Regions from separate parts of the Homo sapiens genome. Here all the other regions are linked to region 2. The links are chromatin contacts, found by Hi-C or POLR2A ChIA-PET in ENCODE. All regions are on one chromosome and are shown on one strand. Each heading gives the region's core, a stretch centred on a gene start or an enhancer-like site at or near the end of the contact. The rest is flanking DNA. Distances are from core to core; before and after follow the strand shown. Region 1 holds the start of PNPO (pyridoxamine 5'-phosphate oxidase). Region 2 holds the start of CALCOCO2 (calcium binding and coiled-coil domain 2). Region 3 holds the start of SP2-DT (SP2 divergent transcript). Region 4 holds the start of SKAP1-AS2 (SKAP1 antisense RNA 2). Region 5 holds the start of SNX11 (sorting nexin 11).

Region 1 (5,719 bases), core at 11-2,510, 890 kb after region 2:
CCTCATCCTCCCAAGTAGCTGGAATTACAGGCACGCTCCAACATGCTCGACTAATTTTAATTTTTTGTAGAGACAGGGTCTCACTATGTTGCCCAGGCTGGAAAAACTGCATTTTAAACAAGCGTTTCTAGAAATGCCCACATGCAACCAGATTTGGCAACCAGGGCCCTGGACCCCAATTCCTAAAAGGTTCTCTTGGTTCCCCTCCTGAGGAGCGAAAAGGAAAAGAACTTCCCAGTGGTCAGCAGAAAGTACTGAAGGCAGTAAGCTAAGAGCTTTCTCCTCCCCTCCTCCCCGAGCTAGTCCCCTTCCCCCATATTCCACTTACTTTTTTGTCAAACAGTTTGTAAGCTGTTTGTCACTGTACCCACCTAAAGAGGGGCCCATGACCATGCCCACCTGGCACAAGGAGGTTTGGGTGACCCCCAAATCTCCTTGCCCCAGGGGGTGGCCCCAGAAGCCCTGAGGGGCTGTTTCCTCCTACTCCCCTCCCCCCAGTAGATGACTCCGAGGACCCCTCTTCCCCCGCCCTTGAGGGAGGCCCAGCACAGTCCTGACATCCATCACATGAAACCCCGATTCATTCATCACTAGCTGTGGGACTGAGCAAGTTATTTGACCTTGCTACCTGTCGAGTAGCAGGGTTCTAAGCACTTTACAAACATCTTAGACCATAACATCCCCGTGAGGCAGATACTATCACTTCCCAGATGAGGAAACTGAGGCCCAGATACATTAAACATTCCAACCCAGGCAGGCTCCAAAGTTCGAGCTCTTACCCATTACGAAAGGCTGCCTTTTGAACCCATCTTCATTTGCGTTTCCCCGGAACTCCTCCCCTGGTGGGATGTCTTTGAAGCCCCCTTTTCCCACGGGGGGTGATCCTCAAACCTCCTTGCCCCACCGGGTGGCCCCAGAAGCCCCGAGGGGCTCCTACTACTCCCCTCCCCGCTGTAGATGACTCCGGGGACCCCTTTTCCCCCGCCCCTGCAGGAGGCCTGGCCCTAGCGGCGGCACCTCTCGGTCCCCGCGGTAACTCTTGCGCATGGGTCCCAGGTCCATGGCAGCACTGCGACCACACAGGTGACTGAGGTAGCCTGGCCACTCGGCAGGTCGCCCGAACGTCGCCGTGACGCCCCGCAGCCAGCACGTCATGGGGGGCCGCCGGCCACGTGACCCGGCTGTGGCCCGGCACTGGGTTCCTTTGAGTTCGGAACCAATTTCTCACCCTGGACTTCTACCCCGGGGAAGGAAGGATTTGCCAGTCGCCCAACCAAGCTAACAGGTCCTAAGTCCTCGGAGCCAATGAGTTTCCAGGATCGGAGGAGGGAGACAGACACGGAGAGGTCATTGGTTGGAGCTTTTCGGTAACGAGGCCAATTAGAGCGAGAACAGAGGAACCCAGCGGCCAATGGGTAGCGCCTTTGGGGGCGGGAGCAGAGAGACAAGGAAATGCTGTCACCGCGGTTAACACGCACGTGGAGGTTGGTTAAAGGTATAGGAGGATCTCTTGCAGCTCAGGCGGGGCGGAGGATGTGTCCCGGGGGCTTGAGGGGAGTAGTCAGTATTAAGTGGCTGGCCCATAGTAGGTGCCTGTAGGTGAGCTTAGGGCAGGAAGTACCCCCTGGGAAGGGAGACTAGTGGAATGGGAAAAGAAAAATGGAAAATGGAATTAGGGGCCAGACTCTGAGGCAAGGTGATGGGGACACATAGAGAAAAGGGTAATCTGGTTGTGGGGAGAAATTAGGGCATGAGAGTGGGAGAGGTTGAAATGACTTGTGGACCATGCCCCGAGTGGGGAGGTGCAGTGGGGTGAGGAAGAGACGGTGAGGTGAGAAGGAAGATGGCTGAATGGGAAGGGGGAAGAAGGAAATTTGGGACCAAGGTATCCCAGACCAGAGTGGTTTTCCTCTTCTAGTTTTGGTTTTGTTTTGTTTTGTTTGAGACGGAGACTAGCTCTGTCGCTCAGGTTGGAGTGCAGTGGCGCGATCTCGGCTCACTGCAACCTCCACCTCCCGGGTTCAAGCAATTCTCTGCCTCAGCCTCCCGGGTAGCTGGGATTACAGGCGCCCGCCACCACGCCCGGCTAAGTTTTGTATTTTTAGTAGAGACGGTGTTTCACCATGTTGGCCAGGCTAGTCTCAAACTCCTGATCTCAAGTGATCTACCCGCCTTGGCCTCCCAAAGTGCCGGGATTATAGGCGTGAGCCACCGCGCCCGCCACCTCTTCTAGTTTTAAACCCCTTCCCTCCAGCCTCATTTATTTAAGCAAGGGTCAGAGCATTTTACTCCCTTTGCTCATGGTTTCCCCTGCCATGGTGCACTGGAGTTCATAGGAGCCAGTGTCCTGGTAGATAGCAAGGCTGCCAATGTCCCATTTCTCCAGGGTCTCCCCAATCTTTGTCAAGCTTCCCTTTTTCCACATTTTGCCCATGCTAGGTAGTAGGAGTCTAGCCCCTAGGTCAATGCAAGCAATTGCCAACTGAGAGTACACTGAGCAGGTGGCTGTGCATAGCCTTTCCAGGCTGTGGATGCAAGGCTGAAAAATGGGAAACCCACTCATGCCCAGTCCAATTCTGAGCTGGCTGGGGCGGCCTTGGGTCGAGACCTCTCTGTAGCCCTGCTTTCCACCAGCATCAGGAAGGGGAACTGCAAGAGCCATCTAGGCAGGCACCCAGGACTGTGCCAGGTAAGGGGAACTTCCTGGCCTGGCCAGGTGTCTGCATTACAGCTGAGCTTCATGAAGCCCTACATTAGATACCTGTCATCCTTTATGTGTACATAGCTTGAGCCAGATAGAATCTGGAAGACAATTTTGCTGCAAAGAAATAATACATGTCTCAAGGCTTAATGATATTGGTCTATGGATTCTCCACTGGTTGGATTTTTTTGTGCTGCCATCATTTTCCTCCATCAGCATAATTGAGAGAAAGTTGAGTAGATTTACTTTCCTGTTGAAGTTGTCTTTCTTTTTTTTTTTTTTTTTTTTTTTTTTTGAGATGGAGTCTTGCTCTGTCGCCCAGGCTGGAGTGCAGTGGCGCAATCTCGTCTCACTGAAAGCTCTGCCTCCCGGGTTCACGCCATTCTCCTGCCTCAGCCTCCCAAGTGGCTAGGACTACAGGCGCCCGCCACCACGCCCAGCTAATTTTTTGTATTTTTAGTAGAGATGGGGTTTCACCACGTTAACCAGGATGGTCTCGATCTCCTGACCTTGTGATCCGCCTGCCTCAGCCTCCCAAATGCTGGCATTACAAGCGTGAGCCACCGCACCTGGCCGAAGTTGTCTTTCTGTATAAGAACATTGCTGTACTCCTGCCCTCCTAAGCCCCTGCAGTTGAACCTGTGTAAGCAGTAGTGAGTGCACTTCAACTCAGATGGGTTTGGTTCATGGGTTTTTTTTTTTTTTTTTTTTGAGACAGAGTCTCCCTCTGTCACTCAGGCTGGAGTGCAGTGGCGCAATCTTGGCTCACTGCAACCTCTGCCTCCTGGGTTCAAGCCATTCTCCTGCCTCAGTCTCCCAAGTAGCTGGGATTACAGGCGTGTGCCACCACACCTGGCTAATTTTTTGTAATTTTAGTAGAGATGGGGTTTCGCCATGTTGGCCAGGCTGGTATGGAACTCCTGACCTCAAGTGATCCACCCACTTCGGCCTCCCAAAGTGCTGGGATTACAGACGTGAGCCACCGTGCCTGGCCATGGGGTTTTTCTTCACACTCAGCACTCCTGGGCTGCTGCTACCCTGGACCTGGATTCTAGGACACCAAGACTAAGATCATCTATGTACTTAAAAGCCAACAGCTCAGTATAGTGGAAGTAGATACATATTTATGTATTAATTCAGTAGACATTTGTTAAATACTTCCTTTGGACCGGGCACTGAACCAGGTCTGAGAATATTGAGATGAAGATGACAACCCGGGCTTGTAGTCTATAGGGGGAGGCAGATTTGTGAGCTTAAGAGTTGTTGCAGATTTTTTTTTTTTTTTTTTTTTGAGACAGAGTCTCACCCTTTCACCCAGTCTGGAGTGCAGTGGCACAATGTTGGCTCACTGCAACCTCCGCCTCCTGGGTTCAAGAGATTCTCTTGCCTCAGCCTCCTGAGATATTTTAACGGGTGTTTCTGTACAGTAAAGAGGAGCAAAAAGAAGAGGATCAAACAGTCAGGAAAGGCTTTGTAAAGGGAGTGGACATTTGATGTCTTAATGAGTAAGTTTTCGCTAGATGGACAATGGAACAGGCGTCCCAGCAAGAGGGAACATTGTGAGTAAAGGCATGGTGCACTTGGGGGAACCTGGAGACATGTAATACTGCTGGAGCAAAGGTGATGAGAAAACAAGCTGAACAAGCAGGCAGGGATAGGTGCTCCTTGCTGCAGAGTCATCATGCAGGTGCCCAGGGTCAGGCTTTTAGACACAATGATTCTGATATTTTATCCTGTGATATTTTTTAGCCTGTGAACCAGTGTCTAGTTCCTGCTTTTTAAAGACCAGATGGGGAGAAAAAGTGCTAGATTCTGACAGCGTCTCCTTCCCTTGGCGATTAGCAAAGAAGTGTGCAGTTGATTGCCCTTTTGTATTTTTCCCTTTGTCTTGAGGATAATAAGTAGACTTGGGTTATGTTTTTCTGCTTAGTTGGATTTGGTTTCTGGGTCACAAAGCAGCCCCTCAGTGCACAACCAGAAGGGAAACAAGCCTGCTAGCTACTTTTGCTACTGACGCAACCACGAGCAGGGACTTTCTGAGTGGGAGAAAGGAATTATTTTACTGTTTCAGTCTTCTCTTGAGAAAGTCTTAAATGAATAGAAAATACATAGTAACATTTTTATTGTACAGAGAGGCACACTGGTTTCTCAAGATGAAACAAAAAAGTCTGCATGGCCGGGTGTGGTGGCTTATGCCTATAATCCCAGCACTTTGGGAGGCCGAGGTGGGTGGATCACTTGAGGTCAGGAGTTTGAGACCAGCCTGGCCAACATGGTGAAACCCTGTCTGTACTAAAAATACAAAAATTAGCCAGGCATGGTGGCGGGCACCTGTAATCTCAGCTACTTGGGAGGCTGAGGCACGAGAATGGCTTGAACCCGGGAGGCGGAGGTTGCAGTGAGCTGAGATCGTGCCACTGCACTCCAGCATTGGCAACAGAGCAAGACTCAGTCTCAAAAGAAAAAAAAAAAAAACGGTCTGCATGTGGGTTTGGGGACTGTGCCTTGCCTGTTTTCTTCTAATGCTTTTCCTTTTTTTTTTTTTTTTTTTTTTGAGACAGAGTCTCACTCTGTTGCCCAGGCTGGAGTGCAGTGGTGCAATCTGGGCTCACTGCAACCTCCGCCTCCCAGGTTCAAGCAATTCTCCTTTCTCAGCTTCCCGAGTAGCTGGGATTACAGGTGTCTGCCACCATACCTGGCTAATTTTTTGTATTTTTAGTAGAGAGGGGGTTTCACTGTGTTGGCCAGGCTGGTTTCGAACTCCTGGCCTCAAGTGATCCACCCTCCTTGGCCTCCCAAAGTGCTGGGATTATAGGCGTGAGCCACCACACCCAGCTACGTTTACTTTCTTAAACCACCTTTTTTCTAATTATCTGACTAAATTATGTATTTCAGTTTTACTTTAGTGATTGGATTTGTGTTTTGGAACCTGGCTCTGGTGACCAAATGGGTGATGAGCAAGGGAGGGTCAGGCTGGTGGCAGGGATAGGTTGGGAGAAGCTGTGGTGTTGTCTAAGT
Region 2 (5,607 bases), core at 2,869-5,368:
GCTCCAACAATGGCTTGGGAAATTACCTTTCTGACAAAGTAGTCTAGAAATGAGTATTTGTGGACAGGGGAGGGAAGATATGTAAAGAGAATTATTTTTTTTGCGGGGGGGCAGGGTCTCACTCTGTCACCCAGGCTGGAGTACAGTGGCACAGCCATGGCTCACTGCAGCCTCAACCTCCCAGGCTCAAGTGACCCTCCACCTCAACCTCCCAAGTAGCTGGAACTATAGGTATGCGCCACCATGCCCACCTAATGTTTGTATTTTTGTAGGGATAGGGTCTCCCTATGTTGCCCAGGCTGGTCTTGAATTCCTGGACTCAAGCAATCCTCCCGCATTGGCCTCCCAAAGTGCTGGGATTACAGGCGTGAGTCACTACACCTGGCCCATGAAAATTAAAATGACTTAAGCATCAACTTCCCCTCCTTTAACCACCTTTCCCACTATAGAACCTGTCTACCATCCATTTCTAACTTGGCAGCAATTCATAGAGGTAAAGAAAAGAGAAGAAATATAAGAGCAAAAGTTAAATTTAGAAGCCCAGAGAACTGCTGAGTTATGAAAAATTAGTGGGACGAGCTAGGTCCCCTAGAAATTATAAAGTGGTATTTTACCTAATTCCTTATTCCAACCCTCAAATCAAAGATTGGCCACATAAGGAATGAACAGAGAAAACAAATAGGGATTTTCAAAAACAAAACTATCAAGCATGGGTAAAATAATGCACAAATTCCACAAACTGTCAGAGGCAACTTTATTTGGCCTCTGACATAGTCATTACCTTTTTTCAGCTCAGTTTCCAAAAGGATTAGGGCCCTCAGAGGAGCAGGCAATAATGGGAAAGTATTTTTAAATGAGTCCCCTGAACTGTCTCCTAGCTTCCAAGAAAACCTGACACATCTTCATCTAATGAGCTTTTCAAGCCTAATATACTACTCCCAGGGCTGTTCCATGAGGACATAGATCCTCTTATGTCTTCCTGAAGAAAAGGAACAGCAGCCTGTTCTACTTCTGCTCTTGCTTTTTTTTTTTTTTTTTTTTTTTTTGACATAGGGTCTTGCAGGCTGGAGTGCAATGGCATGAATGTGGCTCACTGCAGCCTTGACATCCCTGGCTCAAGCAATCCTCTCACCTCAGTTGGAGTAGCTGGGACCCTAGGCATGTGCCTGGCTAATTTTTGTATTTTTGTAGAGACAGGGTTTCACCATGTTGCCCAGGCTGGTCTTGAACTCCTGGACTCAGGCGATCCATCTGCCTCGGCCTCCCAAAGTGCTGGGATTACATGCATGAGCTACCGTGCCCAGCCTACTTCTGCTCTTTCTAACTGCATCTGCAAACTACACTGATAGGTTTTTTAGCAGAAAATTTTTTAAATGGCCAACATGTTTACATTAGCCTTTTTTATACCAGTGGGCATATATTTCAAGAGAAATGAAGACTACAGATTAGTTCACAGAAGGAAATCAAATGCTTCTACAGGCAAGAAAGACATGCAAATCAATTCTTCATTTGAGAACAGTAAAAACAAAGATAAAAGTCAAACCCAATTTAATTGGATTCCTTTATCTTTCTGCTTACTTTTTTTCTTTCTTTTTTTTTTTTTTTTGAGACAGAGTCTCTCTCTGTTGCCCAGGGTGGAGTGCAGTGGTGTGATCTCAGCTCACCACAACCTCTGTCTCCTGGGTTCAAGTGATTCTCCTGCCTCAGCCTCCCAAGACTACATGCATGTGCCACCATGTCCGGTTAATTTTTGTATTTTTAGTAGAGACGGGGTTTCACTATGTTGGCCAAGTTGGTCTCTAACTCCTGACCTCGTGATCCACCCACCTTGGCCTCCCAAAGTGCTGGGATTACAGGCGTGAGCCACTGTGCCCGGCCTTCTGCTTACTTTTCTTTCTAAACGATTAGCAATTAGCAAAAATGGATGAATTGATTTGAATCCCGTTTCTCCCTGGCTATGGCAGAAATGCTTACACATAACCAGCCTTAAAGAATACCAGCAGTGGATACTATGGGTGTGTGTAGATGGCCCTGAAACAGGTAGCAAAAGCAAAGACACAATCACTGGTCTTCAAATTATCGAGCCATTTGCTCTAGCCCAAAATTTCCAAGTTAATTCTAGACCCTTACCTAAAATATGAAAATGTTTCAGAGTGTCTTACAAAAATTTTACACCCCAGGAGGCCTTTATTACTACTCATTAACAATTGTTTGAATTTGCTGTCCAGCTTTTTCTAAACAGGCCCTCATCTCACATCCACACCACCATAGTGCTGGCGCCAGTTCTAGGGGAAGATGGAAAAAATAGTTCTGGGACATCAGGTGCGGGCAACTGGAAACTCTGAAAGGCTCAAAGCTGTGTACTAATCTCCATTTTACTGAGACCATCCACTTTTCCCTTGACAGGGGTGATTCTAACATGCCATGTCCCTGTGACATGGGCAGTGACAGTGTTTGAAGTGTGGTGGAAAGGGGACTAGGCTAACAGCCAAGGGAGCTGGGTTCCTATCTTAGTTCTGCCACTCTGAGAGCTTGGCCAAGTCACAGTACCCTTTTCTGGCCTGTTTCCTCATCAGCAAAATGCATGGCTAAGGCTAGAAAATCTTCAAGGACCTTGCCTGATATAATGATGATCCTAAGTGAAGGAAAAAAGAAGTGAAAGAGTTCATTTAACTCTCTTTTCATCTAAAAATAATTAAGGATACATGACATTCTATCAATACATACTGCCAAATTAAATTTTTGTTTGTTTGTTTTTTGAGACGGAGTCTCACTCTGTTGCCCAGGCTGGAGTGCAGTGGCGCCATCTCGGCTCACCGCACCCTCCGCTGTCTGGGTCCAAGCGATTCTCCTGCCTCAGCCTCCCAAGTAGCTGGGATTACAGGCGCCCGCCACCACGCTCCACTAATTTTTGTATTTTTAGTAAAGACAGCGTTTTGCTATGTTTGCCAAGCTGGTCTTGAACTCCTGACCTCAGGTGATTCTGCCCGCCTGGGCCTCCCAAAGTGCTGAGATTACAGGCGTGAGCCACCGCGCCTAGTCAGCCAAATTAAATTTTTAAAGAGCCACAGATGTACTATCTGACTCGAAAGACAATATGACCTGTTAGTGCCAGGTAACTCAGGATTATCGACTACCTTTTTCAAGGCCCTTTCCATTCCACAGCTGTCATGTCTGCCAAAGGATAGAGTTTCCAGGTCCCTTGAAAATACCTGGGAAACTGAGCCATCTGGATATTCCTTAATCATGTATTCTCCACAAGCTACAAAGACCTACCACATAAAGTCCTTTACTTGCAATGGTGTTTCCAATAATAGAATAAGTTATATTATCCATATTTTACTCAGCTCCAACCATGGTCACTTGTTGGCTTGCATGTGAAGCAAGAATCCAAGTGATAGAAAAGAGTTAACACGTCCAGTGGGGTTGAAATAATATACGAGTGGGAACATTAGCTCCCAAACTAAGCTGGGTCAGTGGTGGAGGGGCAATGGATTAACTGTAGAGGCAGGTCACGACACCGTCTTTCCTCCTGCCTAGAACGTCTTCTCCGACAGCTGCAGCATGCAAAAGGCAAGGCGCTTCAGGGATCAAACCTACTCGTAAAGGGGGACACTGAGGCCCAAAAAGAAAGTAACTTGCTCAGGGTGACGCAACAAGGCTCCACCTCCGCCTCGAAGCCAACGGCGATGACATCCAGGCGAGGGATTACGGAACCACCACAGCCTGGGCCCGCGGGAGGGGACGGGACGCCACGACCCGTGGGGCGGCAGCCGCCGCCTCAAGACCCTCGCCGCCGCCAGGGGTGTCACTTCTTCCCGAGGAGCCTCCCACCCTGCCACACAGCACTGCAGCGCTGCCCTCCGCAAGACAAAACTGCCCCGCAACCCTCCCGGGCCGCGGGAGGGGCTCCAGGGCCTTCAGAACACCACTCCCACTATCACCCCAGAGGGTGAACTGCGGTGAGAACCGAAACTTGCCACACCTCTACCCCCGTGGCCCCTTCTCAGGACTGCAAGTCTGAATGTGGGCACCCCGAGGGCCTAACTGCCCCTTTCCACTTGAGGCACTCACCAGGGACAGCAACCAGCAGCGGCGCGACAGCAACAGGGCAGAGTGGGACGGGGGCGGGGCTAAGCACCCAAGGGAGAGCCCGTCCCGCCTGCCCCGCCCACACGTCACAACGGTCAGCAAGCCCCGCCCCCGCGCGGCGCTTGCTGGGACTTGTAGTGTTCAGGTGACCGGGCCCCAGGAGCGGTCTTCTGCCTTTGATGGCTCTCCTAAGTCCTGAGCAGCAATCTCACCGAAATAAACCTACTTCATCCCCTGGAAGAAGCTGTTTACTTTTCTTTTTTTTCTTTTATACCTTTATTTCTTTTTTCTTTTTCTGTCGTCCAGGCTAGAGTGCCATGGTGCGAACACGGCTTACTGCAGCCCCGACCTCCCGGGCTCAGGTGATCCTCCCACTTCAGCCTCCTGAGTAGCTGGGACAACCACGGTGCCCATACGGCGCCCGCCACCACGCCAGGCTAATTTTTGTATTTTTAGTAGAGATGGGGTTTTGCCATGTTGCCTAGGCTGGTCTTGAACTCCTGGGCTCAAGAGGTCCAGCTGCCTCGGCCTCCCAAAGTGTTGGGATTACAGACCTGAGTCATCGCGCCTGGGCTACATCTTTATGTCTTTCTTCCCTGAATGAGAAAGCTTTATACATTTGAAGGGCCATTAAGAGGTCATCTTCATTTTTCTCCTGGGTCCACTTAACACTACTTCACGAAGAGTCTTTATTTTTTTTGAGACAAGGTCTCACTCTGTTGCCCAGGCTGGTGTGCAGCGGGGCGATCTCGGCTCAGTGCAACCTCTGCCTCCTGAGTTCAAGCTATTCTCGTGCCTCAGCCTCCCCAGTAGCTGGGATTACAGGCACCCGCCACCATGCCCGGCTCATTTTTTTGTATTTTTAGTAGAGACGGGGTTTCACCATGTTGGCCAGGCTGGCCTTGAACTCCGTCTCAAAAAGAAAAAAGAGAATAAACTCATGGCCAGGCACAGTAGCTCACGCCTGTAATCCCAACATTTTGGGTGGCCGAGGTGGGAGATCTCTTGAGCCCAGAAATTTCAGATCATCCTGGACAAGATAGGGAGACCCTGTCTCCACAAAAAATAAAAAAATTAGCCGGGTGTGGCGGTGGGCCCCTGTAGTCCCAGCTACTCAGGAGGCTGAGGTGGTAGGATCACTTGAGCCTGGGAGGTGGAGGCTGCCATAAGCCATGATCACACCACTGCACTCCAGTCTGGGAGACAGAGCGAGACCCTGTCTCAAAAAAAAAAAAAAAAAAAAAAAAAAAGAATAAACTCAGTAAGAAAAGAATTCTGCTAAGTCAATTTAAAGAAAATCCCCCATCCTTAATATCTAATAACCCTGGCCTGCCTTCAACAAGAGTCCTGTTAAGTTGGTTTAACAAGAATCTCCTTTTAGTAATTTTCCATGCAGTGACCCCTCACTCTGCTTGTTGGCTATAAATCCCACTTGTCATTATTGTATTCAGAGTGCAGCATAATCTCCCCTTTGGTCCTGAATAAATTCTTCCTTGCCATTTTAACAAGTTTCAG
Region 3 (5,270 bases), core at 2,553-5,052, 940 kb after region 2:
AAATCCGTTTTCCATTTTGGAATCTATCAAGTAGGACAAATCTGCCACCTGGGAGCATCTCCTCAAGGGCAATCTCTGCTCCCTTTCCTACATGGCCTGACAATACCCTCGAGTTAGAAATGTCCCATGTTGGCTAGGCACAGTGGCTCATGCCTGTAATCCCAGCACTTTGGGAGGCTGAGGTGGGAGGATTGCTTGAGGCCAGGAGTTTTGAGACCAGCCTGACATAGAGAGACTATGCCTCTATTATTTTAAAAAAAGAAATGTCACATATTTTTACCCTCTTCACTCATCTTTCCACCTTGCTCCAATAGATTGCTGACAGAAAAGTGAGACCTCCTCCACCCCAAGGTCTCCTAAGAGAATGCTGCTAGCCAAAAAAAGATCTGCTGATAATTGAGGAAGAGCATCTTTAAAAAGACACTCAACTACATTTCAGAAACATAAAGATCTAAGTGTTGGCTCTACAAGGGAAGAAATAAAGAGAAAGAACTTTTTTTCCTCCTACAACAGGTCTAGACAACGTCATACAAGGAGTTGCACGCATATCCAAAACAAAAGCAAGGCAAAAACAAGCAAAAAAGCAACAAATGCATTCCAAAATGATGTCCATTTATCAGCCCAGAAATGTACTGGATACTGGTTTAGTTCAGCCTGTAGGTGCTGGGAAGAAATTCCGACAAATCCAAGTCAGTTGCAAAAAGGGAAAACTCCAGACATATCACCCAATGAACTTGTAAGAAAGCATATGAGCTTCCCTGAACAGATTTTACTCCAGGTTTGCAGCCCGCAAGATTTAAGATGGGGCCATGAGGTTAAATCTTGTAAACTCAGAAGTGTTCACGCTACTGCATCCCTAAACTCTGTAACTCTCTACATACTCTTTAAAGCAGTGTTTCTCTGCATCTTTCATTCCATAGCCATTGTCCACCTGATCCAAAATATCCTAAGTTTTTCAGTGTTTGGAAGCAGGGTTTCCAATTTTTGTGTATACAGAAAAGGGGGGTGTGTGTGAAAAAATAAGTATTAGAAAAAAAACATGTTATACATATCTATCACAGAAATGAGTGGGCAAGGTTTAGAAGATGGCTGAAACCAAGCCAATACTAAGGTCTACTGGTTGGCTGCAACAAGTTTAAAATGTCTTCATAAGGGCCCTGGTTGGGCAATACTATACTTGCTGACAGTACTTGGGATCTGCCACAGACCTATAGCAAAGGACTGTTCAACTTCTCCAAAAAGCTGGTATTAACCACCAGAAGAAATAAGAAGTTCAAGGCCAAAATATCCAAATGAACCAACCACTCTACTTGCTGAAATGCCATAAAGCTTCTTTACCCCAGACATTTGCCCAAATCTTATAATTTCTTTTCTCCTCTCTGACAGGCCTCTCCAGAGGCCCAAACTTTAATAGAATCTGAGAGAAAAAAGTGGCCAGTCTATCTGCTGTCCAGAGTGATGCCAAACTCTTTCTCCCGGAGCCAGTTCTCCCCGTTGGGCAGTCAGGTGAGGATCCGATTATTAACAAACTCTACTTGGGTCTCCTTGGCAAAGAGTTTCTGGCTTCAGCAGCCTAGCTCAGGGGGGTTCATAATTATGTCAGACTCGCTTTTTTTCTTGTAGTTGCTTTTAACCAAAGAGGTTAAGCCTCTGTACAACCAAGAGGAAGAACTAGAATTAGAAAACTTACCAATCGTCCCAGCCAATGATAATCCATTTCCAACAGGTATTAACGCCTGTTAGAAGCCACTGGAACACTGACATCATCAGCCCAATTGATAGGTTGTCTGATAGATTCGCCCCCTTCATCGCACACAAGAATTTAAAACAAAACAAGACACTGCAGTTATATTCATTATTGCAGACAATGGGTTTCTTTGTGTTAGTAATTGAAATTACTGCTGTGGTCTGGACTCCACCATTATTTCCTTTGCAGCCTGTGAGCCAGCCAACACTCTAAACTTTCTAGCCCTAAAAATTGTATCATCCAGAATACCAACTCAATACAGCCCTCCACTGTGAAACTGAATGCCTTCTGGGGTACAGCATGAAACCGTTTTAGACAGTGCATGCCAGTGCACCTTGAAACAGTGTCCATCTGTAATGAAATCTGTAAACGGGAAACTTGGGCCAATTCATTGTTTAAAGCAGATCTACTGGCTCATACCTTTCTCTAGGAAACAATAAGTGAACAAGAAGTAACCTCAGAAGAAGAAAGAACTTTGGGAGAATGCACTGAGAAAGGCCAGACTGAGTCCCCTTGGATGAAGTTAATTAAGAAACAAACATGACAGGATATTGCAATCAAAACCAAGGAATGCAGTGAGGACAGGTTTCTCAGTTGCCCAGAGGAGAAAACATAGTTCCTTCTGAACTAAAATTAGAAAGCCGCTGGCAAGGAAACATAAGAAGCATGGATAAGAGGCTGAAAACCGTAAGTCAGCAATGGGGATGGAGGTGGGTACAGGAAGAGAGCGAGTATCTATTTTGTTTTATTTCTTCTGTAATTCCTTAAGATTGTTTGCGCCTGAGCTTTGGGACTGCAGTAGTCTCCCCTACGGGGCGTCAAGTAACAGGCTGGGAGCTCTGGCAAGAAGTTCTCAAACTTCTCACAATTCTGCTAAGAGCTTGCAGATATCTAGCTGGAAGATCAAGGATCCAAGTAAAAACATTAAAGGAAGGTTTTTGCCCACTCCCCGGTGAGAGGTCATCTGCCCAGGGAGTGCTCTCGTGTCCTGACACCATCGCCCGACTGGGGATATATCAGTAACCGGGCTGTCGTCGATGCCGAGCAGTGCCCATCTGGTTGGCAGCGTCCGGGTCTCAAGCGTTCCCTCGCCCCTCTCTGTTCTCCGGGGAGCCCTGAATCGCTGGTGGGCATCTACAGTTAAGAGTGCAGGAAGGCCTCTCAGACACGGGGCGAACACAAGGGCTGTTGGCTGCCTCCTCAGAGCCGACCCAGGCATAGTTCGCCCAGGCGGGAGAGCGGCGTTGAAGTGGGTCGGCACCCGTCCGAGGGGTGCCAGGCCACCCCGGTGCCCGCTCCTCTCGCCGGCCCCCGGAAGCGCCGCCCTCCCGCCCGGCGGGCTCCGAGGGGGCGGGGAGTCGAACGCCCCCTTCCGGGTGCCTCCGCCCGGCTGGCCAGCCCCGCTCCTCCTCCGGGCGGGAATCCTCCCTCCCCCGCCCCTCCTGAAGCCGGGCCCCGACGCCAGACCCAGCCCCAGGGGGGAACCCCCGGCCTCGGCTCCCTCTCCCCGCGGCCTCTGCCCGTCTTCCTGACCCTTGGGGGCCGGGAAGACCCCGCCGGCAGCGGCCGGGACCCACCGCTCATTACGACATCTTCCTCCCTGGCCTCCGCCGCCTCCGCCGCCACCGAGAGCCTGACACCGCCCGCCAAGCAACCGCCAATCCCGGAGCCCGCCACCGCCCGAGCGACGGCAGCCTTCACCAATAAGCGCTTGGAACATTGGGGACCGACAGCACTATTAACCAATCAACCAGAGGCGTCTAGAGCGACGTTGATTTGACCAATAGGTCTGTGCAATGTCACTGATGGACGGTAGAGCGCACCAACCGAAAGCCAATTGAATAATGAGTGACATGTGCATCAGCCAATTGGAGGGAGGCAAAGTCCCGCCCGCTGGGTGGTTGATGTACAGCAACAGGAAGCTGGAAGGGGAGGGGCTTAGCCGAAGAGTGCTTTTGTATTGGTCGAGGTTGACCTTCCACCCACCTCTAACCCAGAGGATGAATGATAGATCTGCCCTGAAGCCAATCAGAAGTCCTTAGGGTGAGGCCCACAAATGCCCCAGAAATAGCATATACATTGCGCCCTAAGTCCAGTCTCGCCCAGGTGTGGCAGGAGCTTTTACCTGCTCTTCGGCAGTAGCCGGCTGCCACTCAACCCCATGCCTGGTGAGTGGAAAGCCATCAACCTTTTATTTAGTCCCTCTCTCGTTGTCGCCTGGGGAGGGGCGACTTTGTACAGTGAGGCACTGGGGTCCGGCACCATAGTGGGAGTTGGGGTTGTTTACGCGACACTTCTAAGGGGATTTTCACAATCGGTTAAGCCCCCGTTAATCCTCACATGGTTATTGCGGCGACCCCCATAGCCCACGGTCCCAAACGTGTGCATCTGAATCATCCGAAGCTCTTTCTAAAGGCAGGCTCCCCTGGCCGCCTCTCCTAATCCGACTCGGTACTTCACGGGGCGTGCCTAGAATCTGCATTTTAGCAAGGGCCTCGCGTGGACAGAATTGCACGCTTGAGTTTGAGAAGTACTGCTTGGCCTCTGCCCCACTTACCCTTACCTTCTTGAGATGAGGTAAAGCACTTGGTAGGCACTAGGCGGGTAGGTTTATCTTTGCTCCCAAGTCTCTTCCGAGAACTTGGGAAGGCTGCCTAGCTTAGTGAGGGAATCCATTCTGGCTTCAGACCAGTCTGGGTTTGAAACCTACACATCCCACTAACTTAGGCAGGGTACCGAAACTCCCTGAGCTTCATGTCCTCATCAGTAAAACGAGGTTAATCACACCTACACCTTAGCGCGATGGCTTAAAAAAAAAAAAAAAAAAAACAAACAAAAAAAAACATAGTCCATCAAGAGAAATACATTTTGCATACAGACCAGTACACTGCTATTTGTATGAGAGTGTCATAAAGTTTCCGAAAACAATGCTTACTACTTGTGACGCACTGATAGTTTCTATGCTTATCCTATCCTATCTTATTCTCCTTCTTGTTGATCATGACTGGCAGTTTGAAAAACACTGCTAGAAAAGGTTGGTGTGATAATACAAAATGCAGAGCAGAATACCGGGTACACAGTAATTGCTGAATAAATGTTAATAGCCTCTTCCAGTCTTCTCCTCTCAGTGTTAGCCTTTGAAAAACAAGACTTTAGACAATAATACTCCTCTAGTAAAGATCCTTCATGGGATCCGTATCTCCTAGATAAAGCCCAAACTCCTTTCTAGGCAAAGTCCTCCCACTCTTTTTTCTTCTTAACCTCAGCATCCACCAGAGGACACACTCTTACTGGTGTATCTTTCATGCTTTATCTCCTCCCTCTACCCCCGTTCCCTTCCTACAAATCCTACCCTTTTCCCTCCAGGAAAGATTCCAGGTTCCTAAACACTTACGCTTTTTTCCACTAGTTGACTTCCTATGTGACCCTTCCCTTCTGGTAAACCCCTATGCATCCATGGCCGGATGTGTTGGCTCACACCTGTATTCCTAGTGCTTTGGGAAGCCAGAGGCAGGCGGATCAC
Region 4 (4,922 bases), core at 1,840-4,339, 540 kb after region 2:
CTATTTATAAGGTTATAAGGTCATTTATATTGTTCTTCAAGATCTGCTGGTGAAAGGCACTATATAAATAAATCTCAATGTTAGTAAATGTATATATTTACCCGTATCTACAAAACTTGTTGTACACAGGACTGATTCATTTATTTATATGTACTTAGTTTGTTACTTTTAGCAAAATTTGTGTCATGATAAATAGTTTAAAATAACCATGTTAACCAGGGATTAGAGAGACTGATTTATAGACTTAGAGTAGGTGAAAGAGTAAAATAAAACCACCATCTATTTAGGTCATGGAATCAAGTAAGTTTAGAAGTTCTTAAGTGAAATGTTTTTAGTCAGTCAACAACAGGGTAAGGCCTACCAAAAGGAGTGTCTATAAGGAAGTAACACAAGGATTTTTTTTAAATCTAGAAATATGTGAGTTAGGAAAATTAATGTCTAACTCCTTAGACAGAGAATGCTCCTTTCAAGTTTGATAAAGGTCATTTTCAGGACAGTCTAAGAGAGGTTACAGTTCAACTTCCACCAGCAGGCCTTCAGAAAAGGAAAAATGGCTTCAGTTTCTGAAGCTGTAGTGCTTTTTTTTTTCCTAATTAAAGATGATAAAATGCAAATGATTACCTGTATTCTGAATATTTTATAATAATATTTTCTATTTTTCTCTGAAAAAATGAGGAAGTTATCACTTTTTCCCAAGACTGGAATGGAGAGAATACCAGCCAACCATGATGCAGTGAATGTGTGCCAGTGTCTACTCCCAGCTGCTCACGTAAATCTTTCCTCACAGCAGGATTTGAACAAAAACTTACCACTTAACTGAATAGTTCAAATGCTACTGAGTAGGAAATTTTAGTTAGACCAGAATATTTGCAAACTTAAAGTAGATACATGTATTCTGGCAGCATATATGGTATTTTGAAACATCAAAACAATTTTAAAGAAATCTATGCTCTTATGCCAGTCGTGGGTATTACTTGTTTTAGGACTTTGAAAGTATTTCTTTTATACTATAGCTGTTTTTTTAAACAACAACAACCACCTTGCTTCATTTTCCTTTTTATTTTTGAGCTGTTTGCAACCTATTTTCCAATAGTGAGAAACAATGCAATTAATTTTCTCCAGCGCAGTCATGCATAGATTTAATAAGCATCCGAAGGTAGGATCCATCTGTAAAGTATGCATTGCATGCTAAATTACTTCTCTTCTGTGGTTTTTTTTTCTTTCCAAACCTTAATTAATTGAAGAAAAAAATGTTTATTAAAGTGGGAACAGGCTGGGCTCTGGCTCTCCATCTCTGGTTCAAAAGTTCATACAATTCCCTGAAGGCTCATCTGAATGTGTGTGTCTCCCTCTCACAATCTTTCTTTCTCTGTCTCTATAGTAGGGATAAATGCCTAGAAAAGGTGTATTGTTTTGTTCCCAGGATCAATTTTAATAATCTTGAGTAAACTAAGTTTTTCTATATACAGATTTGCATATATCGTATGTGTATATGCATATATGTTTTGCATATATTATATGTTTACATAAATAGTATATACACATAGACACATAAATGTGTTATGTACTCATTTTCCTAATGCTTAGAATTTTAAAAAATTGGTATATCACTCTCGGTGATATCTTTAAACAGGATGTAGATGGAGACCGGAAGTATAATTCTACAGGTGGATCTCAGACAGGAAATTAAAGGAATTACGTATGAAAAGAAGCTAGATCCTTATGGATAAATTTGTGCCAGACACAAAAATATTAAATATATCCAAATAGAGCAATGTTTACCCATAAACAGCGAAAATGGAAAAAAAAAAAAAAGAGGAAGTGACTCACTGCTATGAGAGGCTTTGGAAACTGAAGACATTTCCTGATCTGCAGCAAGCTTTCTGTGACCTAGGTGAAAAACGGCAAGCTTATTGTAAAAGAAAAAAAGTATCTTTAAAGATGGACTCAGAATTTTTTGAATCCTTTCAATTGCTTGCCTAGGATGTCATGACCTTCCTTTTCTTTTTTCAAAGTATGACTTTTTTCTCCTTATCATATGCTACAATTTTTAGGTCCCTGCTTTAAAAAGAAAGGAAATACAAGTTGTAGTTTATGTTCAAATTACTAGTTTCTCTTTTTAGTTTAAAGTACAATAAGTCTTCTTCCTTAACACAAGTAAGGTTTGCACTGTCACTTCCAGATTTAGACGTCTATGGAATCAGAAAGCAGTGCTGAACTTGACTGTGATCTTGCCCGATTGAAGTCAACTTCCTTTGCCCAGTTGCTTCGTGCAAAACATAGTGATCATATAAGAGTCTAGCAGAGGGCTTTCTACAGGTTGTTTCATTCTCTGTTTTAGACTTTTGTGCCTAAAACTACTGGTCTGTTAGTCATTTAAATTTTTACAAATAGCCATTTAAGTTGGGAAAAAATAAGCAGTACCAAAAGCTATTTTACTTTGGCATAGATGCAGCCTTTGTCATGCTGGCTCTTTTTGTCACATAGGTGTACCATCATATACCCTTACCATGTGTCAGATGAGCCATGGGGACATTCCTGGAAAGAACTTTAAGGAATCAACATTCCATATTTTCCTCTCAAAGTAACTGTTGCTACTATATATTGACATGTCCAGATTTAGGCCACTTTTGAAAACTTGTGAGTCAAATCACATGGAGGTGATGCTGAAGTATCATCACCACGTAACAGCCATAATTGATGTCTTGGGAACTTGAAGACTATACTATATAGGTCATGTACTATGTAGGGCATCTATTTATGTGTATAACATGTCATAATTTCCCCACACCCAAATTTCTGTGACTTTTGGAGGAATCTTGATAATTGCTTTCTACACAGATTTTGGTTTAGACTTCTGCGAAAACCCTGAATTGAATAGCTGTGGGTTTCACAAATTACATGCATGTAAACAACATACCTTTGAAAGGAGGATGTGTGGACCCTTTCTCCTATATGCTTATGTCTCTGTTGTCGTAGATTGGCGTCCTTTGTGAGCTATTCAGTGACATTTCAGAACCATTTTGCTCTGCAGAAAACCCGCAGTTGTGTTTCTTTAGCTGACACTGTGGCACTTGCACTCGAAATTGCTAGTTAGAAAAAAAAATTGTTGAGGCCGGTGGCTGTAATCAGCGTTGTTGCTGTCTGTTTCCTCAGACTAATAGCAGAGAGATCCGAGTCTGAGAGTTCAAACAGAGGTTATCTTTCCCAGGTAGCATCTCGTCCAACGAGAATTTGATTTTTTTCTATAGGACTTTACTCCATTAGATTAATGAAATTTCAATGAGAGCCTGGCGCCCCCTGAAGCTTTGTTAAGAAAACAAATGGTGATTCTGTAGGTGTGACAGCTTGCTTGGAGAGTTACCAGAAGGTGAATACATCCCCACAATCCAGGCAGCCTGGAACACATTGATCTCTATTTAAAGCACCAATCGGATTTTTGTTAATTATAAATGATTGATCTGCAGTTTTTTCCTCTCTCTCCTCTTATATGTGTGGTTCCCCCTCCTTCCCGCACTTCTAACTTCTTTGCATGCTGAGCGCAGAGCTTTTTGTTTAAAGGAACAATCATAGAGAGCAAATTATAGCAATACCCGGCAGCAATGCTGCTGTGAATGTCAATGTCAGAGCGTTCACTGTTCATCCGACAAAGGTGAGCCCTGAAGTAGATTTCAGTCTGACTCCATGTTCCCTCTTTACTTAGCTTATTCCTAAAATAAGGGATGATTTTAACAAAAAGAAAAGCATAGAATCACTAGAATAGTATTATAGATGCTATCATTATTACGTTTTAAAAGCTGACTTGTAAGCCTTGTACACCAATTCCACAGTGCTAACTCAGAACCTCGTATGTACCAGGATATGATGTGTGATCAAGCAAGCCCGTGTGGGACAACTAGGGAAATATCTAAGGGATATCCAAGGAATATCTTAAGTAAACTAAGGGAATATCTCTGACCTTAAATCTCAATTTATAGGCATTTAGGTGATTAATACACCTTTTATCATCTCTGTGGAGTAGTTTTAAAATAATGTTTAGAAGGCTTACTGAATTCAAAAACAGACACATGTATTATTCCTGATAATTGCTCACCACACATAGTTCTGAAGACCACAGAAGAACATTCCAAGCTTCTTTGTGGATCTATTTTAGTGAAAGTATCTGAGCTTTAAATGTATTTATTTATTGAATATAAAAGTACGTAATTCCTTCTAGTTATTTATAACATATACAATACATAAAGAAGTTAATTTATGCAGCTCTTGGAAAACATATTTGTAAAAATTACAGCTTAAGGATTACAGATATTAATATATTATATTGAAAACTACATAGATTTCACAATCTAACTCAAATGTAGATTTTTTATGAATGTGTCTTTCTTAAGTTTGAGCCTTTAATTAAGTTTTACGACGTATATTTTCAAGTTAGAAAAATGAACTTGCCCCAGTGTGCTTTTTTAAAAATTGTCTAAATAATCCACAAGAGATTGTTCTAGACCAAGAATCTTACAGTAGTTTATAGTTTGCAGTGACAATCCTCTTCAAAATCCTTTAGATTTGAAAAATTGTTACCTCATTTATTTGTTCTGAAACTTTGCTTAACTTCCTTATGAGTTGCAGTATCAGTAATTGTGTATGATAAATTCAACAGCATAAGAGTAATTCTGCCTTTAAAGCAGCAGCATGAAATGGTCAAGACCTGCAGTATAACTTACCATATCTCCCCATGCCCAAAATTCAGTGACTTTCTGAAGAAGCTTGCTATTGCTTTATGAACAGGTTCAAAGTCTATAATACTCATCCAAATATGAGAGGTGTTCTGACAGAACTTCCCCATAAGGTAATTATTTAATAATCTTGTAAATACTGTTGGGAAGACTAGATTTAAAGTATAATTTTGTGATGTAGTATTTTTTCTT
Region 5 (5,224 bases), core at 454-2,953, 720 kb after region 2:
GGCCAACATGGTGAAACCCCTTCTTTACTAAAAATACAAAAATTAGCTGGGCATGGTGGCGCGTGCCTGTAGTCCCAGCTACTCGGGAGACTGAGGCAGGAGAATCAGTTGAACCCAGGAGGTGGAGGTTGCAGTGAGCCGAGATCGCACCACTGCACTCCATCCTGGCAACAGAGTGAGACTCCGTCTCAAAAAAAAAAAAAGAAAGTTTCAGTTGTAACTGTCCTTAAAAACACTGGGCTGGCCCAGTGGCTCACGCCTGTAATCCAACACTTTGGGAAGCTGAGGCGGGCAGAACACTTGAGGCCAGGAGTTCAAGAACAGCCTGGCCAACAAGGCAAAACTTCGTCTCTACTAAAAATACAAAAATTAGCTGGGCATGGTGGCACAGGCCTGTACTCCCAGCTACTCGGGAGACTGAGGCATGAGAATTGCTGGAACCCAGGAGGCGGAGTCTGCAATGAGCCAAGATCACACCACTGCACTCCAGCCTGGGCGACAGAGCAAGACCCTGTCTCAAAAAACAAACAAATAAACACTGGAACAAATACAAAAACCTAGACACCAAGTAGTAATTTCTAGCAACCACTCTTCTCCATTAGATTCCTCCCCACAGATACCACTCCTCAAAAGAAAAAGCTCAGTTCTGCCTCTGGAGAAGCAGCAGGAAGTTCCTAACTTTAGTTCTCTGATCTGGGAGATGGATCTGTACTTCATCCAAATAAGGCTAGAGTCAGTGACCATAGCTAGTTACATAACTTAGTGTTAACTACATTTTCTGGGCCCTTTCAACCACATCTGAAGTTTCCTTTACTTTCTTCACCTGTACCAGCACCAGTAGCTCTGGTGAGTACCCGATTGTTTGCTGTTTACAAAGTAGATTCATCGTAAAGCTTTCTAATATAGTAACAATGCAAGGCTTTAGTCTCACCATTTATTTTCTCTCCCATTTAAACAACTTCAAGAGACAGGTTAAGAAACAAATCAGGTGATAAAAGTAGATGGAACTACTGAGACTACCGTCCCTTCTTACTCAATCTTGAGCCTTTAGTGCCAGATGGCAGAAAGCAATTCAAAAAGCTCTCGCTCCAATTATAAATATCACAGGTACTAAACAGAGGAAGCTCCCAGTTCTGACCAAGCTCTGTGTGATCTCAACCAAGCAGTTATGCTCCATCTTTTTGTCCATCTCTAATCGTACGCCTTTCACTTGGAAGGTAAGTAACAAAGGCGACCACAATCTACCGCCAAGTCTCCCGTGTCCACGTAAAATACTCGCCATTGCCCCCAGTCTTAGCCATTTAAGTAAATGTCCCCAGAGTCTTTTACTACGGCCACTCTTTCTCCATTCTCAACAAACTAGGACCGAAAGGTCCACATGGTCCTTCTTTCTTTCCGATTAAGCTTGGGGGGTAGGAAGTGAAAGATACACTTTGAAGGTAAACTGAAAAGCCGGGTTTCCTTTCTTGGATCCCGAGCAAGCCCTTGCCTTAATCCCGGGTGGTAAGAGAGTCCCTCCCTAGGATGTAAAGCGATGCCACCATCCCGAGTGCCACTACTGACGCTCAAGCCCACGCCCCCTCACAGGAGAGCAGCACCCACTCCCCAGGCCCCGCCCACGCCCTCTCACCTGAGAACAGCACCAGCTCCCCACAGCGACACCGCCCGCGCCCCACCATATAGCCAGATCACGGCTTCTCCTTCCGGGTGAGTCGCCGGTGCCCCGGTGCACGACGGGAGACGCCCCAATCCCGGGTGCCCGGGACGCCCCGCCCCTACAGGCCCGGGCTCTGAGTGGGATTCCCGCTTCCGAATAGCGCGGCTCCGCTGGCCAAGGCCCCGGACTGGAGTCGGGATCCCCCCTCCACTCACTTGGGACGCCGGAGAGTGCACGCAGGTGCCGGGTGAGGGACGGCGAATGGATATCCAATCCGGGGCCGCGTTCCGCCCACTGTCAGGGGAAGCCAATCAGCGGCCAGGGGGCGTCAGCGACGGGCAGCCAGTGGGTCCCGGGAGCAGAGGGGTGTAAGGGGGTTGTTACTCTTGTTCTCGCTATGCGAGGGATAGTCTGCAGTGTGGGAGGTTCGGGGCTTTAGGAAGCCCACATCCCTGGATCCTCACTAAGTCCCGAGAGCCACCATTTGAACCTCGTAGTTTGCTGTTCCCCAGCGGAGCTATCAAGGGGACTCCGATTCAGATTCGTAAAGCCACGGACCGATTGTCAGAGTGAAAGTCAGACTCGAGAGGGTCCGGCGACTCAGATTGCTCACACCGAAACAAACTCGAAGCAATATCATGCAGCTAGGGAGCAAGAGAAAGCCGTTCAATGTGTTGGTGGTCTTTTAACAACTTATTTAAAGATAATTTCAGCAAGCCTAGCGCGGTGGCTCACGCCTGTAATCCCAATACTATTAGGGAGGCCGAGGCGGGAGGATCGCTTGAGGCCAGGCTTGAGACACGCCCTACCAACTTAGGGAGACCCTCGCCTCTGCAAAATATTTTAAAAATTAGCCGGGCATGGTGACACGCGCCTGTAGTCCCAGCTACTCGGGAGGCTGAGACAGGAGGATGGCTTGAACCCAGGGGTTCGAGGCTGCAGTGAGCCCTGATCACTGCAGAGCAAGACCCTGTCTGAAAAAAAGAGAGAGAGCTAAAAGGAAGAAAAGAGAGGAAAGAAAAGAAAGGGGCCGGGCACAGTGCCTCACGCCTGTACTTCCACCACTTTGGGAGGCGGAGGCGGGTGGATTACCTGAGGTCAGGAGTTCGAGACCAGCCTGGCCAACATGGTGAAACCCCGTCTCCACTAAAACTACAAAAATTAGCTGGGCGTGGTCATGGGCACCTGTAATCCCAGCTATTCAGGAGACTGACACAGGGGGATTGCTTGAACCCAGGAATCGGAGGTTGCAGTGAGACAAGATCGCGCCATTACACTCCAGCCTGGGAGACTCCATTGTAAAAAATAAATAAATAAAAAGGAAGATAGCTGGGTTCTCCTATGTGCTTCCCCTTTCTCTGTTGTGCTCTGTTGTTTTGGTACATTAAGAAAATTCAGCCTTATATAGCTATGTAGTTGAGAAAAGGAAGAGTATTTTTAGCCTTCTCAAACAATTCTGAATACTCTTCTTTGATACTACCCAAATTCAACAAATGGTAACTTTTCTTTGCTTTTTTGAGACAGGGTCCTGCTCTGTTGCCCAGGCTGGAGTGCAGTGGCAGGATCACAGCTCACTGCAGCCTCAACCTCCAGGGCTCAAGCCATCCTCCCTCCTCAGCCCTTGGAGCTGCTGGGACCGCAGGCGTGTGCCACCATACTCGGTTAATTTTTAAAATTTTTATACAGATAATTTTTTAAGTTTTTAAAATTTTATACAACATAGAGTCTCCCTATGTTGCCGAGACTGGAAGTGTTTATTTATTTATTTTTAAGTACACACCACCTTGGAGATGGAGTCATTTCTTAAAGGTTAAGTGTGATAGGGAGTCAAGCCATTTAGAAAATACTGGTACAGAGTTATGCAGATCAGCCAATGTTGATGCATTTATTCAATGTAAAAAAAAATCACATTTATTAAATTCATCACTGATCTCATCAGGAAAGTCTCAAGAAACTGCCTACTGACTAGCTGGGATTACAGGCACGCGCCACCATGCCCAGCTAATTTTTGTATTTTTAGTAGAGATGGGGTTTCACCATATTGGTCAGGCTGGTCTTGAACTCCTGACCTCATGATCCACCCGCCTTGGCTTCCCAAAGTGCTGGGATTACAGGCATGAGCCACCGTGCCTAGCCTCACATGTCTTAATATTAAGACAGCCTCAACCTCCTGGGCTCAAGTGATCCTGCCACCCAAGCCTCCTAAGTAGCTGGGACCACAGGTGTGTGCCACCATGCCCGACTAATTTTTTATTATTATTTGTATAGATGAGGTCTCACTATATTGCCCAGCCTGGTCTTGAACTCTCAAGAGATTGAGACCATCTGGTGGTGTGTGATTGTAATTCCAGCTAGTCGGGAGACTGAGGCAGGAGAATCACTTAAACCCGGGAGGCAGAGGCTTCAGTGAGCCAAGATCATGCCACTGCACTCCAGCCTAGTGACAAAGTGAGACTCCGTCTCAAAAAAAAAAAAAAAAAAAAAAAAGAATGGTATACAGGACAAAGGCAGTGATGGCCCTCTCCACCTTGAAACACACATATAAGAGCCAGAATTTACTAACACAATAAATATGATACATCTGAAACTGTTGCCCTGTAATGTACAGTTTAGGAAAATGATGACATTTAAATAGAGACCTCAGGGAACATGATGGCTGAACTTCAATATTAGAAGAAACATATGAAAGAAAGATAAGGCTTACTGTGTGGCTACAGATGCCAGAATTAGGGAAAATAGGTGGCATCTCCATGGGGAGCAGAATTCAGCTCAATACAAGGAATTAGGGATGGCAGCATTTTATGTAGACAGAAATATGGTTTGGGTGTTAGATAGAAATGAGATTAAATCAATCAAGAATTTATGGCCAGGCATGGTGGCTCACATCTGTAATCCCAGCACTTTGGGAGGCCGAGACAGGTCAAGGCCTGCTTGAGCCCAGGCGTTCCAGACCAACCTGGACAATGTGACAAGACTCTGGCTCTACAAAATAGAAAAAATTAGCTGAGTAAGGTGTGGCTCAAAGCTACTCAGGAGGCTGAGGGGGAAAGATGACTTGGGCCTGGGAAGTTGAGACTACAGTGAACCGTGATTGCACTACTGCACTTCAGCCTAGGAGAGAGAGTAACATCCTGTCTCAAAAAAAAAAAAAAAAAAAAATAGGCCGGGTGTGGTGGCTCACACTTGTAACGCCAGCACTTTGGGAGGCTGCAACGGGGGGATCACAAGGTTAGGAGTTCAAGACCAGCCTGAAAACACAGTGAAAACCCGTCTCTACTAAAAATACAAAAATTAAGGCTGGGTGCGGTGGCTCACACCTGTAATCCCAGCACTTTGGTAGGCGGAGGCAGTGGGACCACTTGAGGTCAGGAGTTCAAGACCAGTCTGGCCAACATGGTGAAACCTCCCTCTACTAAAATTACAAAAATTAGCCAGGCACGGTGGCGGGCGACTGTAAACCCAACTACTCAGGAGACTGAGGCTGGATAATTGCTTGAACCCGGGAGGTGGAGGTTGCAGTGAGCCGAGATCTCACCACTGCCCTCCAGCCTGGGTGACAGAGCAAGA

Evidence for each region. Hi-C counts contacts between places; a loop is a spot of excess contacts on that map. ChIA-PET counts read pairs that join two places held with the same protein, here RNA polymerase II (POLR2A). Pooled maps may share reads with other maps.
Region 1: a loop to region 2 is called in a map of CD4-positive, alpha-beta memory T cell, with 10 times the contacts of the local background. The contact joins the promoter of PNPO here to the promoter of CALCOCO2 in region 2. A Hi-C loop is called at or near these places in 1 of 168 maps with a recorded cell type or tissue (CD4-positive, alpha-beta memory T cell) and 8 of 50 pooled maps. POLR2A ChIA-PET finds 5 or more read pairs at or near these places in 2 of 52 experiments (Caco-2 and naive thymus-derived CD8-positive, alpha-beta T cell).
Region 3: a loop to region 2 is called in a pooled map, with 6 times the contacts of the local background. The contact joins the promoter of SP2-DT here to the promoter of CALCOCO2 in region 2. A Hi-C loop is called at or near these places in 8 of 50 pooled maps. POLR2A ChIA-PET finds 5 or more read pairs at or near these places in 2 of 52 experiments (SK-N-SH and endothelial cell of umbilical vein).
Region 4: a map with no recorded cell type shows a loop between it and region 2 (5-fold over the local background). The contact joins the promoter of SKAP1-AS2 here to the promoter of CALCOCO2 in region 2. A Hi-C loop is called at or near these places in 1 of 37 single-sample maps with no recorded cell type and 5 of 50 pooled maps. POLR2A ChIA-PET finds 5 or more read pairs at or near these places in 1 of 52 experiments (activated CD4-positive, alpha-beta T cell).
Region 5: a loop to region 2 is called in a map of naive thymus-derived CD4-positive, alpha-beta T cell, with 3 times the contacts of the local background. The contact joins the promoter of SNX11 here to the promoter of CALCOCO2 in region 2. A Hi-C loop is called at or near these places in 2 of 168 maps with a recorded cell type or tissue (naive thymus-derived CD4-positive, alpha-beta T cell and posterior cingulate gyrus), 9 of 37 single-sample maps with no recorded cell type and 17 of 50 pooled maps.

What each region holds. Positions count from the first base shown.
Region 1 is chr17:47,937,112-47,942,830 of GRCh38, reverse strand. PNPO (pyridoxamine 5'-phosphate oxidase) reads right to left here and starts at 1,260. Exons shown (of 7, transcript NM_018129.4): 1 at 1,018-1,260. The coding sequence starts at 1,155. It overlaps SP2-AS1 (SP2 antisense RNA 1), which reads left to right and starts at 1,427. Exons shown (of 3, transcript NR_103857.1): 1 at 1,427-1,484. RefSeq lists an enhancer at 1,214-1,508.
Region 2 is chr17:48,829,546-48,835,152 of GRCh38, reverse strand. CALCOCO2 (calcium binding and coiled-coil domain 2) reads right to left here and starts at 4,118. Exons shown (of 13, transcript NM_005831.5): 1 at 4,075-4,118. RefSeq lists a silencer at 3,703-3,862 and an enhancer at 3,233-4,114.
Region 3 is chr17:47,894,348-47,899,617 of GRCh38, reverse strand. It overlaps SP2-DT (SP2 divergent transcript), which reads left to right and starts at 3,802. Exons shown (of 3, transcript NR_135480.1): 1 at 3,802-3,915. It overlaps SP2 (Sp2 transcription factor), which reads right to left and starts at 3,382. Exons shown (of 7, transcript NM_003110.6): 1 at 3,325-3,382. The coding sequence starts at 3,331. It overlaps SP2-AS1 (SP2 antisense RNA 1), which reads left to right. Exons shown (of 3, transcript NR_103857.1): 3 at 315-1,232. RefSeq lists silencers at 2,883-3,312, 4,861-5,155.
Region 4 is chr17:48,292,514-48,297,435 of GRCh38, reverse strand. SKAP1-AS2 (SKAP1 antisense RNA 2) reads right to left here and starts at 3,089. Exons shown (of 2, transcript NR_131240.1): 1 at 2,921-3,089. The region is part of intron 4 of SKAP1 (src kinase associated phosphoprotein 1); the gene reads left to right.
Region 5 is chr17:48,104,245-48,109,468 of GRCh38, reverse strand. It overlaps SNX11 (sorting nexin 11), which reads right to left and starts at 1,703. Exons shown (of 7, transcript NM_013323.3): 1 at 1,631-1,703. RefSeq lists silencers at 1-3, 1,538-1,697.